Linked DNA regions of Homo sapiens: region 2 is linked to region 1. A link is a loop called in an ENCODE intact Hi-C map of the cell type or tissue named here. Cell type or tissue: heart right ventricle. All regions are shown on one strand.

What was found. Hi-C counts contacts between places; a loop is a spot of excess contacts. Peaks named below come from ENCODE experiments on the same cell type or tissue, not always from the same donor. Only the 100,000 strongest peaks of a DNase experiment are listed, where the experiment ranks them.
Region 2: it touches region 1 in a loop (4-fold over the local background); 78 of 110 quality-filtered maps call a loop at or near these places.

Annotation. Positions count from the first base shown.
Region 1 is chr6:157,310,922-157,318,921 of GRCh38, forward strand. TMEM242 (transmembrane protein 242) reads right to left here. Exons shown (of 4, transcript NM_018452.6): 3 at 7,861-7,998. Among named protein-coding and RNA genes, the nearest start is that of TMEM242, 8.6 kb to the right of the region's middle. RefSeq lists enhancers at 1-421, 1,708-2,700, 2,701-3,692 and a silencer at 1,875-2,170. In heart right ventricle, a CTCF peak has its summit at 3,976 (motif pointing right); a DNase peak (open chromatin) is centred at 6,390; H3K27ac peaks cover 1,985 bases.
Region 2 is chr6:157,598,831-157,606,830 of GRCh38, forward strand. The region is part of intron 3 of ZDHHC14 (zDHHC palmitoyltransferase 14); the gene reads left to right. Among named protein-coding and RNA genes, the nearest start is that of MIR3692, 74 kb to the left of the region's middle. In heart right ventricle, no CTCF peak of the experiment used is centred here; no DNase peak of the experiment used is centred here.

The sequences.
Region 1 (8,000 bases):
TCACCTAGCCTCATCATAGTGCCCCAGTGTGCACTCACCTGGCCTCATCATAGTGTCCCAGTATGCGCTAACCTAGCCTCCCCAGTGTGCAGTCACCTAGCCTCATCATAGTGTCCCAGTGTGCGCTCACCTAACCCCATCATAGTGCCCCAGTGTGCTCACACCTAGCCACATCATAGTGTCCCAGTGTGCACTCACCTAGCCCCATCATAGTGTCCCAGTGTGCACTCACCTAGCCCCATCATAGTGTCCGAATGTGCGCTCACCCAGCCTGATCATACTGTCCGACTGTGCGCTCACCTAGCCTCATCATAGTGTCCCAGTGTGCGCTCACCTAGCCTCATCATAGTGCCCCCGTGTGCACACACCGAGCCTCATTATAGTGTCCCAGTGTGTGTTCACCTAGCCTCATCATAGTGTCCCAGTGTGCGCTCACCTAGCCTCATCATAGTGTTCCAGTGTGCGCTCACCTAGCCTCATCATAGTGTTCCAGTGTGCACGCATACGGCCTCATCATAGTGTCCCAGTGTGCAATCACCTGGCCTCATCATAGTGCCCCAGTGAGCACTCACCTAGCCTCAGCATAGTGCCCCAGTGTGCACTCAACCGGCCTCATCATAGTGTCCCAGTGTGCGCTCACCTAGCCTCAACATAGTGCCCTAGTGTCCCCTCACCTAGCCTCATCATAGTGTCCCAGTGTGCGCTCACCTGGCCTCATCATAGTGTCCCAGTGTGCACTCACCCGGCCTCATCATAGTGTCCCAGTGTGCACTGAGCTAGCGTCATCATAGTGCCCCAGTGTACACTCATCTAGCCTTATCATAGTTTCCCAGTGTGCACTCACCTAGCCTCATCATAGTGCCCCCGTGTGCACACACCGAGCCTCATTATAGTGTCCCAGTGTGTGTTCACCTAGCCTCATCATAGTGTCCCAGTGTGCGCTCACCTAGCCTCATCATAGTGTTCCAGTGTGCGCTCACCTAGCCTCATCATAGTGTTCCAGTGTGCACGCATACGGCCTCATCATAGTGTCCCAGTGTGCAATCACCTGGCCTCATCATAGTGCCCCAGTGAGCACTCACCTAGCCTCAGCATAGTGCCCCAGTGTGCACTCAACCGGCCTCATCATAGTGTCCCAGTGTGCGCTCACCTAGCCTCAACATAGTGCCCTAGTGTCCCCTCACCTAGCCTCATCATAGTGTCCCAGTGTGCGCTCACCTGGCCTCATCATAGTGTCCCAGTGTGCACTCACCCGGCCTCATCATAGTGTCCCAGTGTGCACTGAGCTAGCGTCATCATAGTGCCCCAGTGTACACTCATCTAGCCTTATCATAGTTTCCCAGTGTGCACTCACCTAGCCTCAACATAGTGCCCCAGTGTGCGTTGATCTGACCTCATTATAGTGCCCCAGTGTGCAATCACCTAGCCTCATCATGTCCCAGTGTGCACTCACCTGCCCTCATCATAGTACCGCAGTATCCACTCACCTAGCCTCATCATAGTGTCACAGTGTGCACTCACCGAGCCTCATAGTGCCCCAGCGTGCACTCACCTAGCCTCATCATAGTGTCCCAGTGTGCACTCACCGAGCCTCATCATACCGCCCCAGTGTGCACTCAGCTAGCCTCATCATAGTGCCCCAGTGTACGCTCACCCGGCCTCATCATAGTGCCGCAGTGTGCACTCACCTAGCCTCACCATAGTGTCGCAGTGTGCACTCACCCGGCCTCATCATAGTGCCCCAGGGTGCACTCACCTAGCCTCATCATAGTGTCCCAGTGTGCGCTCACCTGGCCTCATCTTACTGTCCCAGTGTGCGCTCACCTGGCCTCATCTTACTGTCACAGTGTGCGCTCACCTAGCTTCATCATAATGCCCCAGTGTGAACTCAACTAGCCTCATCATAGTGCCACAGTGTGCACTCACCTGGCCTCATCATAGTGTCCCAGTGTGCACTCACCTAGCCTCATCATAGTGTCCCACTGTGCGCTCACCCGGCATCATCATAGTGCCCCAGTGTGCGCTCACCCGGCCTCATCATAGTGCCTCAGTGTGCGCTCACCTAGCCTCATCATAGTGTCCCAGTGTCCGCTCACCTAGCCTCATCATAGTGTCCCAGTGTGCACTCACCTGGCCTCATCATAGGGTCCCAGTATGCACTCACCTGGCCTCATCAAAGTGTCCCAGTGTGTGCTCACCCGGCCTCATCATAGTGTCCCAGTGTGCGCTCACCTGGCCTCATCATAGTGTCCCACTGTGCGCTCACCCGGCCTCATCATAGTGCCTCAGTGTGCCCTCACCTGGCCTCATCATAGTGTCGCAGAGTGTGCTCACCTGGCCTCATCATAGTGTCCCAGTGTGCGCTCATCCGGCATCATCATAGTGTCCCAGTGTGCGCTCACCTGGCCTCATCATAGTGCCCCAGTGTGCGCTCACCTGGCCTCATCATAGTGCCTCAGTGTACGCTCACCGGGCCTTATTACAGTGTCCAGTGTGCGCTCACCTGGCCTCATCATAGTGCCCCAGTCTGCGCTCACCTGGCCTCATCATAGTGCCCCAGTGTGCACTCACCTAGACTCATCATAGTACCCCAGTGTGCAGTCATCTGGCGTCATCATAGTGCCCCAGTGTTCGCTCACCTAGCCTCATCATAGTGTCCCAGTGTGCGCTCACCTAACCCCATCATAGTGCCCCAGTGTGCTCTCACCTAGCCACATCACAGTGTCCCAGTGTGCATTCACCTAGCCCCATCATAGTGTCCCAATGTGCGCTCACCTGGCCTCATCATAGTGTCCCCGTGTGTGCTCACCCGGCCTCATCACAGTGACCCACTGTGCGCTCACCTGGCCTAATCATAGTGTCCCAGTGTGCGCTCACGTGGCCTCATCAGAGCGCCCCAGTGTGCGCTCACCTAGCCTCATCACAGTGCCCCAGTGTGCACTCCCCTAGCCTCATCACAGTGCCCCAGTGTGCGCTCACCTGGCCTCATCACAGTGTCCCAGTGTGCGCTCACCTGGCCTCATCACAGTGTCCCAGTGTCCGCTCACCTGGCCTCATCATAGTGCCCCAGTGTGCGCTCACCTAGCCTCATAGTGTCTCAGTGTGCACTCACCCGGCCTCGTCATAGTGCCGCAGTGTGCGCTCACCCGGCCTCATCATAGAGCCCCAGTGTGCGCTCACCCGGCCTCATCATTGTGTCCCAGTGTGCGCTCACCCGGCCTCATCATAGTGTCCCTGTGTGCGCTCACCCGGCCTCATCATAGTGTCCCAGTGTGCGCTCACCTGGCCTCATCATAGTGCCCCAGTGTGCACTCACCTGGCCTCATCATAGTGTCCCAGTGTGCGCTCACCTGGCCTCATCATAGTGTCGCAGTGTGCACTCACCTGGCCTCATCATAGTGTCCCAGTGTGCACTCACCTGGCCTCATCATAGTGTCCCAGCATGCATTCCCATGATCATGTACACAGCTGATTTAGGAGACTACAAACCCAAAGTAAATGTTCATCTTTTTTTCCAGAATTAAGTTATTGTGATAAAATTGGTGCTATCTTAATTATAATCAAATAATAAAATACCATAGTTGAAAGTAATCGATGAACACAAACTGAACAGTCAAGCCGTGCTTGTTGGCCAGGGTGGGCCGGGGAGCAGGGTAGATACTGAACTGGCACTGATTTCTCCCCATTGTCAATGCTGGGCAAACTTACCTGCCTTGGTCTAACAAGACATCTTCTGCTACCTCTCCTTCTTTAGATCCTCTGGTTAAATGATATAACAGTGTGTAAAATACACATGTGTTTATATTTAATGTTATTATATGCATTCTATGTGAAATGAAATTCCAGAATAATTATGAATAAACAAACAGTAAAACCAAAATACTTTAAAGAAACCGAAGTTTCACTTTAAGCATTTTAAACATGTTCCCTTTTAGGCCAGCAGATGTAGCTGCGAATTAAAATAGGAACCGCAAGCACTTTCATCAAGCTGCTCTAGGTTAACCATTAGATGGCACCCTTTTGTATTGGAACTGGGTTTCTATCAGAGATTCAATTCAATTCGAGCTAGCTACTTACAATTATTTAACGCTGGAGTTGATTTTATCTAGAATGATCATCTCAGTTATTTATTGAGTGCATAGACTTGGACCATTTCTGTTTAACATTTTCTGACTGAGACTGTTTTCTTAGTCATACAAAGATGAGACAGTACACAGTGACAGAAGTTCTTACTGGACTCAGGGTAACCTCATAATTATCAAAACTCTCTAAACGTTGAGCTGAATATACCACATTGCTGTCTGCAAGCCTCAGAGCAGGGTCATACCATAAGAATTTGCTTAGAAAGTCAACAGGTAAGGTTTACCCCTTTACAGGGTAGCGCTGTCTTAGCACAGTGCTTGGCTCAGGAGAGACCCACAAATGACTTTAGAATGAACAAACCAGCAAATTAGTAAACACTACCGCCTTTAAAAGATATGACCTTGAAAAGGTATCAGTGAGTTCATTTTTCTGTGGGCCTTCTCAAACATGGAGATCAAACTGATATGCCTAATGATCTATATGCAGAGAGAGTGCATATGCAGTCTCTCTTTTTACTTAGACATAAAGATGTCAGGAACTCTCTTTCTTTGTGGTCCCAGCACCTAACCCAATCCCAGGTACCCAGCAGAGGCTGAGTAGATATTTCCTACTTATCACTGGATGACATAAAGATGCAATATAAAAGGATTCCACATATTCTTATATTCAGTAGTGCCAACCAGAAAATATTTTTTCTCCCCAAAATATCTTATTTAGGCAGCAATCCTTGTATCAATGCCAAAAAACAAAGAAGTTCACATTCTACCCATCTTCAGTGCTGGGCAAACGTATCTGCTTTGTTTGGTAACAAGATAGCTCCCAATACCTCTCCTTCTTTGGAACCTCTGATTAAATGATATACCACTGTGTGAAATAGAAATGTATGTTTGTATTTAATGTATGTGTTCTATGTGAAATGAAATTCCATAATAATTATGAATAAAAAATTGGATTATTCTAGCACAGTTGGATTATTCTAGCCCATAAACACTGAATTATCAAGTGTATAATTTAGATAACCTAATTTTGTTGGTTTATGAAAACTGGGATTGACTCTTCTAAGTGAGACTATTTGTATTTTCAAATACCTTAAAATTTTACTAAGTTTGTGACCCACATTACTAAACACTGGAAACATCACATATCAGTTCCACACAGTTCATGTAAAGTGCTAGCAGACTGTCATTTTTATAGAAACTAGAAGCTTAATAACTTTATTACTAAGTACTACTTAATAATCTGAAGATTCAGACCTGGGTTTAAATCTTGACACTGCCAATCACATGTTATGTCATCTTGGGCAAGTGATTTAACCTCTTTGAGCCCCAATTTCCTCATTTATAAAATGGGGGATATTAATATCTGCTAGATAGTTATTATGAAGATTAAATAATCTGCTATGTCTAAAATGTCTGTAGAATGCCTAAAATGGAAGAAGAGATTTTATATTGGTCGAAAGCAAAATTGAGGTTAACAGCAAAAATCATGAAAAATCTTCAGTCACAGGTTTTCTGTCTTTTCAAGCAATCTCTAATTTAGCATTACAAACAATGATTAGCCAGCAAAGTTAACTCAAAAATCAAGGTGAGGGCCAGGTGCAGTGGCTCACACCTTTAATCCCAGCACTTCGGGAGGCTGAGGCAGAAGATCGCTTGAGTCCAGGAGTTCGCAACCAGCCTGGGCAACATAATGAGACCTCATCTCTACAAAAAATAAAAAAAATGAGCCAGGCATAGTGACATGCATCTGTGGTCCCAGCTACACAGGAGGCTGAGGTGGGAAGGTTGCTCGAGCCCAGGAGGCTGCAGTGAGCTGAGGTCACACCACTGCACTCCATCCTGGGTGACAGAGGAAGACCTTGTCTCCAAAGAGTCGAAAATAAAAATAAATTTTAAAAACAAAGGTTAGACTAGGAGAAAAGCACCATCATCTGTCTATCAGTGTATTCTGAGTGGAAAGCACAGTAATGTTTATGTTTGTTTACGATTAAACTAAATATGAAAAGCTCAATAATGTCTATGAGGTTGTTCCTGCAACCCTGCCAACTTGCCCCAGTTTCTTCCTCCCTGCTGAATCATTCCCATCAGCATATACATGCTGTTAATTCTCCCAATGTAAAATATAACAAGTAAAAACTTATCTCTTGATCCCATTCTTTTTTCCAGCTATGACCCCATTTCCTTCCTTCACTTTGTGGCAAAACTCAAGACTCACCTAGATATACTGCCTCTGATTCTCCTCTATTCTCTTTTGAATCACTCAGGCTTCACTCCACCATTTCACCAATGGCTGTCACACTGCCAAACCGGGTGAATCATCAGTCCTCATCTTACGTAACTTATCACCAGCATACAACACAGTCAGTCACTTCTCCTTGAAGTGTTTTCTTCACCGGGTGTCCAAGTCACCAGGCCAAGGAGATTTCCCTCTTCAGTAGGGTACTTTCCCCTCATTCCCCAACCTCTTAACATTAGGAGTCCCCAAGAGTTCCTTCCTCAGACCTCTTCTCTTTTCTTTCAACCTTCACTGCCTTGGTGAGTTAATCTAGTCTCACAGCTTTAAATGCTAGCCATATACTGATGAGTCTCAAATTCAAATCTTCACCTTGTACTTCTCCCCTAACTCTCAACTTCTATATCTAACTGCTTACTTGCTCTCCATCTCACTATCAAACGGATGTGTCAACCTCACAAGTCAGATTGAGCTCCTGACATTATCTCCCAATACCTCCTTTTCTCACACTGCTCCCCACCCATCCTTCAGTTGCTCAGGCCAAAAGTCTTGATGACATCCAACTTCACTCTTTCTCACACCCCACATCCAATCAACAACAAATCTTTGCTGACTTGACCTTCAAAATATATCGACATCTGTTTTCATCAACTTTACCGCTGCCACCTATCTCAAACTACTGCCAATTCTCACCAGTCACGAAGGGTCCGGTCCACAGAACTTCCAACCAGTTGTTTAAAAAAAGAAGGCAGTCATTCTTAATGTAATGCTCTGTAGCTTGAAGTATAAATTTTACATATATACACAAACACAGACACAGACACACAAGATTTTAGGATTTTTTCCAAAAATGTGTAAATAACACATTAGTAATTTAAATAATTAATTTTAAAATGCTTTAACTTTTACAAAGATTATATATATATGTCAAACAGCAATAGAAAGTTGTTCCAAATTAATAATTTTATTGAACAAATCGCTAATGTCAATTTGTTTATTTATTCTACTTTGTTTTTGAGACAGGGTCTTACCCCGCTGCCAAGGCTGAAGCGCAATGATCTTGGCACACTGCAGCCTCAGCCTGTGAGGCTCAGGTGATCCTCCTCCCTCAGCCTTCTGAGTAGCTAGGACTATAGGCGCATGCCACCACACCCAGCTAATTTTTTTATAGAGACAGGGTTTCTTTACATTGCCCAGGCTGGTTTTGGACTTCAGAGCTCAAGTGATTTGCCTGCCGCAGGCTCCCAAGGTGCTGGGATTACAGGCATAACCCACTGCACTCGCCCTAATGTCAATTTATATAGAACATTAGCTATAAATTAGTCATTACTTAATTATATTTGAAGTTTTACCACCTTCAAAAATTGTATTTATTAGTAATAAGAAGTTGTCTAGTTATTTGTAAGAATTTAGTCACGTACTCTGTCATCATCTCCCTAGACAGTGACCAAACTACATGCAAATAAATTTGAAAACCAGAAAAATTTAGAACACAGTAAGCAGAATAAACATGTAGATACCAGGGACAAGACAGTAGTTACTTACACTGTGAACTCCTAAAGCTTTCCAGACTGCGAAGCTAATCACACCAACCCCACACCATGCATACAGGGAGCCCCAGCCCAGAGCTCGCAAGGCAAGGGAAGACCCGCTTTCCGGTAATGCAGCCGTGGCCATACTTCCCT
Region 2 (8,000 bases), 290 kb after region 1:
ACATTTACAAAAATTAATCATATTAAGCCCAAAACACTTTCCAGCGTTCTAAAGGCAGATATCACACTGAAAATGTCATCTGATGAAACAATAAAACTAGAAATGAATCACAAAGATAGAAATGTACAAACATACCTAATTGTAATGCTTTTAAAAAAAACTTTAAAAAACTTTTATAAATCTTTGTAAAGAAGCTTTTTAAAGAGGCTTTTCATAAATCTTGGGTGACAGAAACTTCAAAACTGCAGTTGTAAAATATTTAGAAAATGGCAGTAAGAACAATGCAAAAGAAAACCATGCCATTCAGAATTCTACATTTTAAACATGAGAAATAGTTAATCTAAGCAGAAGAGGAATGAACCAGAAGACTGTCGGGTTGCCGGTAGAATCAACAAGGAGGCTGGAGAATGAGGCTCAGAAACCAGGAACAGTGGAGGAGGCTGGGCAGCCCCGCACGGCCAGTTGCATCTGCAGCAGGATGTTGCAGGAGGCAAGTACCACAGGTAGGACGTTTGCGGCACCACCACTGAGTTCCCTCTGCTGCAGCTCTCGACGAAACTCTGACTGTCTTCAAAGACCACAACTCCGGATTCAGACACCTGGGTGGGAGCCCTTGGCCTGTTTTGTTTCCACGCCCAAGCAGACAGCCAGGCGAAGGTGGCGACTGCCCCACACTCAGCATCTATAATGAGGATGGGAGGATGGGGCCCTGCCTCCCACCTATTTTGGGGTTCTCCCCAAACAGGAAGTTTACTTTAATGGTGGATGGCCAATGAAATAAAATACTTTAAAAAGTCTAGTACAAAAAATAAACTGAACTTAGAAGCAAATAAATGAACAAAGCATCCATCTCCAGAAGGCAGAAAAAGAGCAGCAAATAAACTTAAGGGAAACCATAAGAAAACAATGACTTAGAAAACAGCAACCAATAGGTTGCCAAATCTAATTCTTTGGAGAACAACCAACCAAGGCATTAACGTCTGGTAAGACAAAGAAATTAACAAAGTGCAAGTAACAGATTCAAATGAAACAAATATAGGTGAGATGGTTTTCTATAATTATTGAGAAATATATTATTTTGCCGTTGTGTTAACTCTATGCCAATTGATTTGAAAAATCTCAGTGAAACATGATTGTATAGGAAAATGGGCCAAGGAGTGAGTAGAAAACTGGAATTGATTACTAGCCATGAAAAACTGAAAAGTTTTATGAAGAACCATGTGAGAAAGGTGCTGGGCCCAGACAGCTTACTTCCTATGTTCTGAGTAGTGTCTGAGAGCTTCGGAAAGGTTGAATGGTTTTTCAGTTCATTTCACCAAAATAGTATAACCCTAACACCAAAACCTTACAAAAATAACATGCAGAATAAAACCCCCACCCTTATTTATAAACATTACAACAAGCCAACGTGAAGACATAGCAAACTTAATCTACCAGTATAATAAAGAATTAGTCATGACATGGAAGGATGTATTCCAGGAATGTGATTTTTTAATGTTAATAAAACTATTAGTATATCAATAGGTCAAAAGATAAAAGGTATATGTGATCATGATAATAGATAATAAAAAGGGATTTGATAAAATGCGACATTTGTTTTGTATTTTTTGTGACAGTCTTGCTCTGTCACCCAGGCTGGAGTGCAGCTCACTGCAACCTCCGCCTCCCAGATTCAAGTGATTCTCCTGCCTCAGCCTCCCGAGTAGCTGGGATTACAGGTGTGCACCACCACGCCTGGCTAATTTTTGTGTTTTTAGTAAAGATGGGGTTTCATTATGTTGGCCAGGCTGGTCTTGAACTACTGACCTCAAGTGATTGGCCCACCTTGACATCCCAAAGTGTTGGGATTACAGGCGTGAGCCACCGCACCTGGCCAAGACATTCATTTGTAGCTATAGAACTCAGTGTATCCAGATTGGAAGGTGTGGTAGGCAGAATTCTGGCCCCCATGACTGCCCCTTCCCCTCACACCCCCCGGGTTGCTCCAATGGTTATGTCACGTTGCTTGGCAAAAGGGACTTTGTAGATGTCATAAAAGGTGACTAATCAGCTGACTTGAGAGAGTTTATCCTGGATTATCCAAGGGGCCCAGTGTAATTCCAAGAGCCCTCAAGAGCAGAGCTGGAGAGATGCCGCGCAGGAGGCCTGGGTGCCGTTTCGGAGCAGGATGGAAGGCGGTGAATCCCGCCTCCAGCATGGAGCTCGGGAGAGGCCCTGACTGCAGATGGAGAGGCTGCCCTGGCCGCAGCGCACGGGGCTCCTGACCCACAAAAATCGCGAGATAATGAGTTCATGTTGTTTGAAAGTCCGTCATTTCTGGTAATTTGCTATATAAAACTATTGCTATACGATTAAAAACTAATACAGAAGAATATTTCTTTAACATTATGTTAAAAAGGAAAAAAGCTAACATTTTCTTTATAGCAAAACACTGCCATGATTTACATTAAAATTAGGAACAAATTAGGATGTCTAGTATCATTACTAATATTTTACAATATCTTTTCTAATTAATGTGGTAATGTAGGAAAATAAACACAAATATATAACTATCAAAAAAGAAGAAACAAAATCACCATATTTTGTAGCTGACAAGAGCAATAATAACAGTACCAACAAACATTAGAACTAGTTTTTTTATGTTTAGTAGGTTTATCAGTTACCTAATAAATACATTAAAATAGCATACTATGTATCAGTTAGGAATTGTAATAAAAATCAAGACATGTACTCTCCACAAATTTATTTAAATTTAATGAATTATGAGTCGGGGGGCAAGATAAAATAGCTGTGAAATGTAATTAGAAGAATATACAAACAACAAACAATAACATTTCAAACCTAGAACGATGCAAGGAAACATGCACTATTTGATATTATGAGGTCCTGTGAAGTCCAAAGATGAGTTACAGAAAGTGACTTCAGGGCCCATGCACATGCTTTCTGTGTGTATGTGCATGTGTGTAAGTGATTTCTTCATTGCCCATTTTTGTATTTTCCACATCTCCAAAGTGACCATTAAAATGCACCATTCTTGGTAGGCAGCGTCTTCATTCTGGCTGGGGAAGGCAGAGATAAAGAATGCATTCAGGGCTGGGCGCGGTGGCTCACGCCTGTAATCCCAGCACTTTGGGAGGCCGAGGCGGGCAGATCACAAGGTCAAGAGATCAAGACCATCCTGGCCAATATGGTGAAACCGCGTCTCTACTAAAAATACAAAAATTGGCTGGGCATGGTAGCACACCCCTGTAATCCCAGCTACTAGGGAGGCTTAGGCAGGAGAATTGCTTGAACCCGGGAGGCTCGAGGTTGCAGTGAGCCAAGATTGTGCCACTGCACTCCAGCCTGGGGACAGAGCGAGATTCTGTCTCAAAAAAAAAAAAAAATGCATTCAGGCTGGTCATGGTGGCTTACGCCTGTAATCCCAGCACTTTGGGAGGTCAAGGTGGGCCAGTCACTTGAGGTCAGGTGTTCGAAACCAGCCTGGCCAACATGGTGAAACCCCGTCTCTACTAAAAATCCAAAAATTAGCACCTGTAATCCCAGCTACTAGGAAGGCTGAGGCAGGAGAATCGCTTGAACCTGGGAGGCAGAGGTTGCAGTGAGCCGAGATGGCACCACTGCACTCCAGCCTGGGCAACAGAGCAAGACTCCGTTTCAAAAAAAAAAAAAAAAAAACGCATTCAGTGCCACCGGGAGCTGTGTGCAGGTTCTGGGAGAGCGCAGATTCCCCAGTTTGTCCCTATGCTGAGTTGCCAAGGCTAAATAGGAGTTACAGTGTATAGACTACCTGGGGTACTGAACGGTAGGACAGAAGCTCAGGGATGTTCAGGGCAGGCAGGGCATCCAGCCTGGCGGGGTGTGTGAAAGTGTCAGGAAGGCCGGGCTCCTGAGCATGCAGGGAGCTGCTTACTCTTCACCCGCCATGAGGATGCTTCCTCTGAGCTTTCTGGAGTGCTACGTACCCAGGCTGGGTTCTGCTGCTGCTGAGGGCACCAGCCCCTTCGTGCTAGCCTGTCAGTTTTGTCTTAGTGTCTGGAGTTTAGTCGTTTCTTTGTGGTTTAAGCAACAGGTCCTGTAACTAAACTTAAAAATCAATCAAACAATCTAATCCATGCTTTCGGGTCCAAGCCACCAGTCATGTCTGCACCCTTTGCTAGTCACTGAGCTCTCTGGAAAGTACCTGCACACCCCAGACCGTGGGGCCATCGTCCCCCTGGGTGTCTGAAGTGGATGTTGCCGTGGCTTACTGCAGGCTGGGACGTCCACAGTGCTTCATGGCAGTGCCAGGGCCCAGGGCTGGACATGGAGAGTCAGGTGAGGAATCCAGCCATCTCTGTGGAACGCTTTGTGAAGCAAGTGTTTACAATGAATCCAGAAGCACTTATGGAGTGGCTGCTATGTGCACGTAGAGGGCAAAGAAATTTCACACAGGTTCGTTCCCTGCCCTTAACGAGTTTTCCACGTAGTTATGAAAAGATAACTAACATCATAAAGAAGTACTTGACAAGGTCGTAGCACTCAGGATGGTCATTTTAGACCAATTCCCGTAAAGGGGAGAAATGAGAGAAAAGGCTGAAGAAATTAGCTGGCAGCCACACTGAGAGGCCCTTGGATGCCCATCTAGGAAAGAGGGACTTGACTCAGCTGCTGGAGCACGATGCTTGAACAGGAGATTGAGAGGGCTGGAATTCAGCCCTAGGAGGACTGATCTGGCATCCGAGTATAAAGTGAGCTGATGACAGGTAGTAGGCAGCTGTTGTCTGATGATGCCGTATTACAAGCACCCTCAAAAACCTCTGTGGCCCTTAACAAGCAGCATTTCTTTTTCTCGTGTGTCTGTGGGACATCTGGGGCAGCTCTGCGGATTAGGCAAGGCTCGGCCCCGGGCGTTGGTTCAGGTTCAGGTCTCCTCAAATGTTTTTCCAGGACCCAGGCTGAAGGGAGGGCAGCTACCTGTGGTACTTACTGGCCGCCATGGCCTAGAGCTGAGACATGCAGTATCCCTTACAACCTCTGCCTGTGGCGAAGACTCCATTGTCCAAGGAAGGCACACAACATGTCAGTGGGACAGGGAAGGGCACGCCACCTCAAGAGGGAGAGAAGTGAATACATTTGGCTCTCTGTATTCATGGGTTCCACATCCATGGATTCAACCAACCTCGAATCAAATATACTAAGAGAAAAAATTATGTCTGTACTGAATGGGTACAGGGGAGGCTGAGGCATGCAGATGGCTTGAGCCCAGGAGTTCAAGACCAGCCTGGGCAACATGGCAAAACTCCATCTCTACAAAAAATACAAAAATTAGCTAGGCGTGGTGGCGGGTGCCTGTAAGCCCAACTACCCAGGAGGCTGAGGCAGGTGGATCACCTGAACCAGGGAGATTGAGGCTACAGTGAACCTTGATCACGCCTCTGCGCTCCAGCCTGGGTGATGGAGTGAAAGCCTGTCTTAAAAAAAAAAAAAAAAAAAAGTAATCTAGAGTTGACCTGAAGGATACTGGAGGCTATGCATAGGCTATATGCAAACACTACTCCATTTCTTAGCAGGGATTTGAGCATCTGTGGGTTTCGATATCTGAGGGAGGTCCTGGAAGCAATCCCCCTTGGATACGGAGGGATGACTGTGTTTACTAGAACAATACAGCCTCTCACATGAGGGGAGACTTGAAGACCCAAGACCAGTTATTTTCTAAGAAGCAGTTGTGTATTTGTTACTCTTTTTTTTTTTTTGAGACGGATTCTTGCTCTGTTGCCCAGGCTGGAGTGCAGTGGCACGATCTCGGCTGCAACCTCCGCCTCCCGGGTTCAAGCAATTCTCCTGCCTCAGCCTCCAAAGTAGCTGGGACTACAGGCACGTGTCACCACACCCGGCTAATTTTTGTAATTTTAGTAGAGACGGTGTTTCACCATATTGGTCAGGCTGGTCTCGAACTCCTGACCTCAGGTGATCCACCTGCCTCGGCCTCCCAAAATGCTGGGATTACAGGTGTGAGCCACCATGCCCAGCCCTACACAGTGCCTTGCTAGGTGCGCAGTAATCTGTTGTTGACATGAGTTGCCCAGAATTGAAATTGGCTTCCAGCAATGGATATTGGAGTTAGGGAAGCAGAAGATGAAACATACCTTACCAGCCCTGAAGTTTCTTCTTCCAAGATATTTGTGGCTGTGTCAGCTGATCCAGCTGCTCTCTGTTGAGTGTTGGCAATAAACGTTTCACCAAATTCCACCCACTATTTGTAGGAGTTGGGCAGAACTGAGCTGTTAAAGCCTAGAAACTTTGATAGTGAATAATAACCCATGTGCCTTAGTTTTGAAAGCTTAATATGTGTTTGCACATTTTTTAAAAAAGAGCTATGAAATAATTTGGTTTGCTGGAACAGGTTAAGTTTTATTTTGTTTTAAAAAAGGTTGAAAAGTATTTTAAATAAAAGACTAATTGAAATGGAAAGATTATATTTTGGGAGAAGCAAGAAGAAAGTGTATTTTAAAATCCAGTAATGTGCCTTTGGAAATGTAATGATTATCTTTTTTTAATTAAATAAGTGAAATGAATACTTAGAAACTATTTGTACTAAGAGAGCTCTTCCATTTTCATAATACCATCCTTTATTTATGTATGGATTCTTACATTTGGAGGAAGTCTTCCCTGTGTTACCAAGCAATGGGCTGGAAAGTGTCACCCCCATTTGCTGTGGAACTCAGGTTCAGAGAGGGCAGAGACTTGACTCCGATCAGACAGCAAGGTAAGAACTGGAAGGCAGCCTCCCAGGCCCTGTGTGAAGGTTCATAACGGTTCATGGACTTAGAGCAGACAGACACTCAGTGGGCCTGAAAGCGGGCAAGCAGCAGGTGACAAGTCAGATTTTAACATGTGAGGAAGGCCATGACTTCTACCCCAGCCCAGCAGGAACGCTGTAGTATGTCCAACAATTGGTGTCAACCGTGAATGAGACTCTGCGTGGGCACAGCGGGTGGGGGGTAGGGGGCACGCAGGAGAGGAGAGGAGGATGAATCACATGTGGTCACCAGCCTATAAAGGCTTTTGAAGACTCCAGGAGGAGTAGAGAAGGTAACCATCTGTTATAACCCAGCTGAGCCCAGGCAAAGTCATAAATAAGCTCAACTTGCTAGTTCTTCCCCCAGGATTATCATGAAGTTAGCAAGATATATATGCTGAGTACTTTACGTGTTTAAAACTTCTGTCATATGTGTATATGAAGATCGCATTACTCTCCTGAAATTATACTACCTGCACATTTTAGTTTTCAGGATAACACAGGTCTCTATGCCTCAGACCGGGCATTTTCCCCTTCACGGTTCCCATGAGCCCCTTAAGATCTGAGGAGAGTCTGGAAGCGGTGGCTCATGCCTGTAATCCAAGCACTTTGGGAGGCCGAGGTGGGTGGATCAGCTGAGGTCAGGAGTTTGAGACTAGCCATGGCCAACATGGTAAAACCCTGTGTCTACTAAAAATACAAAAATTAGCTGGGCATGGTGGTGGCTGCCTGTAATCCCAGCTACTCTGGAGGCTGAGGCAGGAGAATTGCTTGAACCTGGGAGGTGGAGGTTACAGTGAGCAGAGATCGCGCCACTGCATTCCAACCTGGGGGACAAGAGCAAAACTCCATCTCAAAAAAAAGAAAAAAGAAAAATCTGAGGAGAGAGTTTAATGAGGTGAGCTGCATGCTTGGATTAGAAGATGCCAGAAGTATGATGGAATGCAGCAACTTGGATGGAAACGTCCAGTGGTCCGCCCCATGGCCTCGAGAGAATGAGTTCACCAAGAAGCCGGGTGGGTGATCAGTTGCTGTGAGGGCAGTCAGAGCAGGCTCATGGCCCTGGTGCAGAAGTGCAGCTTGGGACCCCGTCACCTCCCAGGGCATAGTCTCACCCGCGGTCAAGAACTTTGCTTCTAGGGTTTGTTTAGAGCAGGGATTCCTGACCTGGGTGACATGAATGGAATTCAGGGGTCCACGAACTTGGAGAGGAAAACAG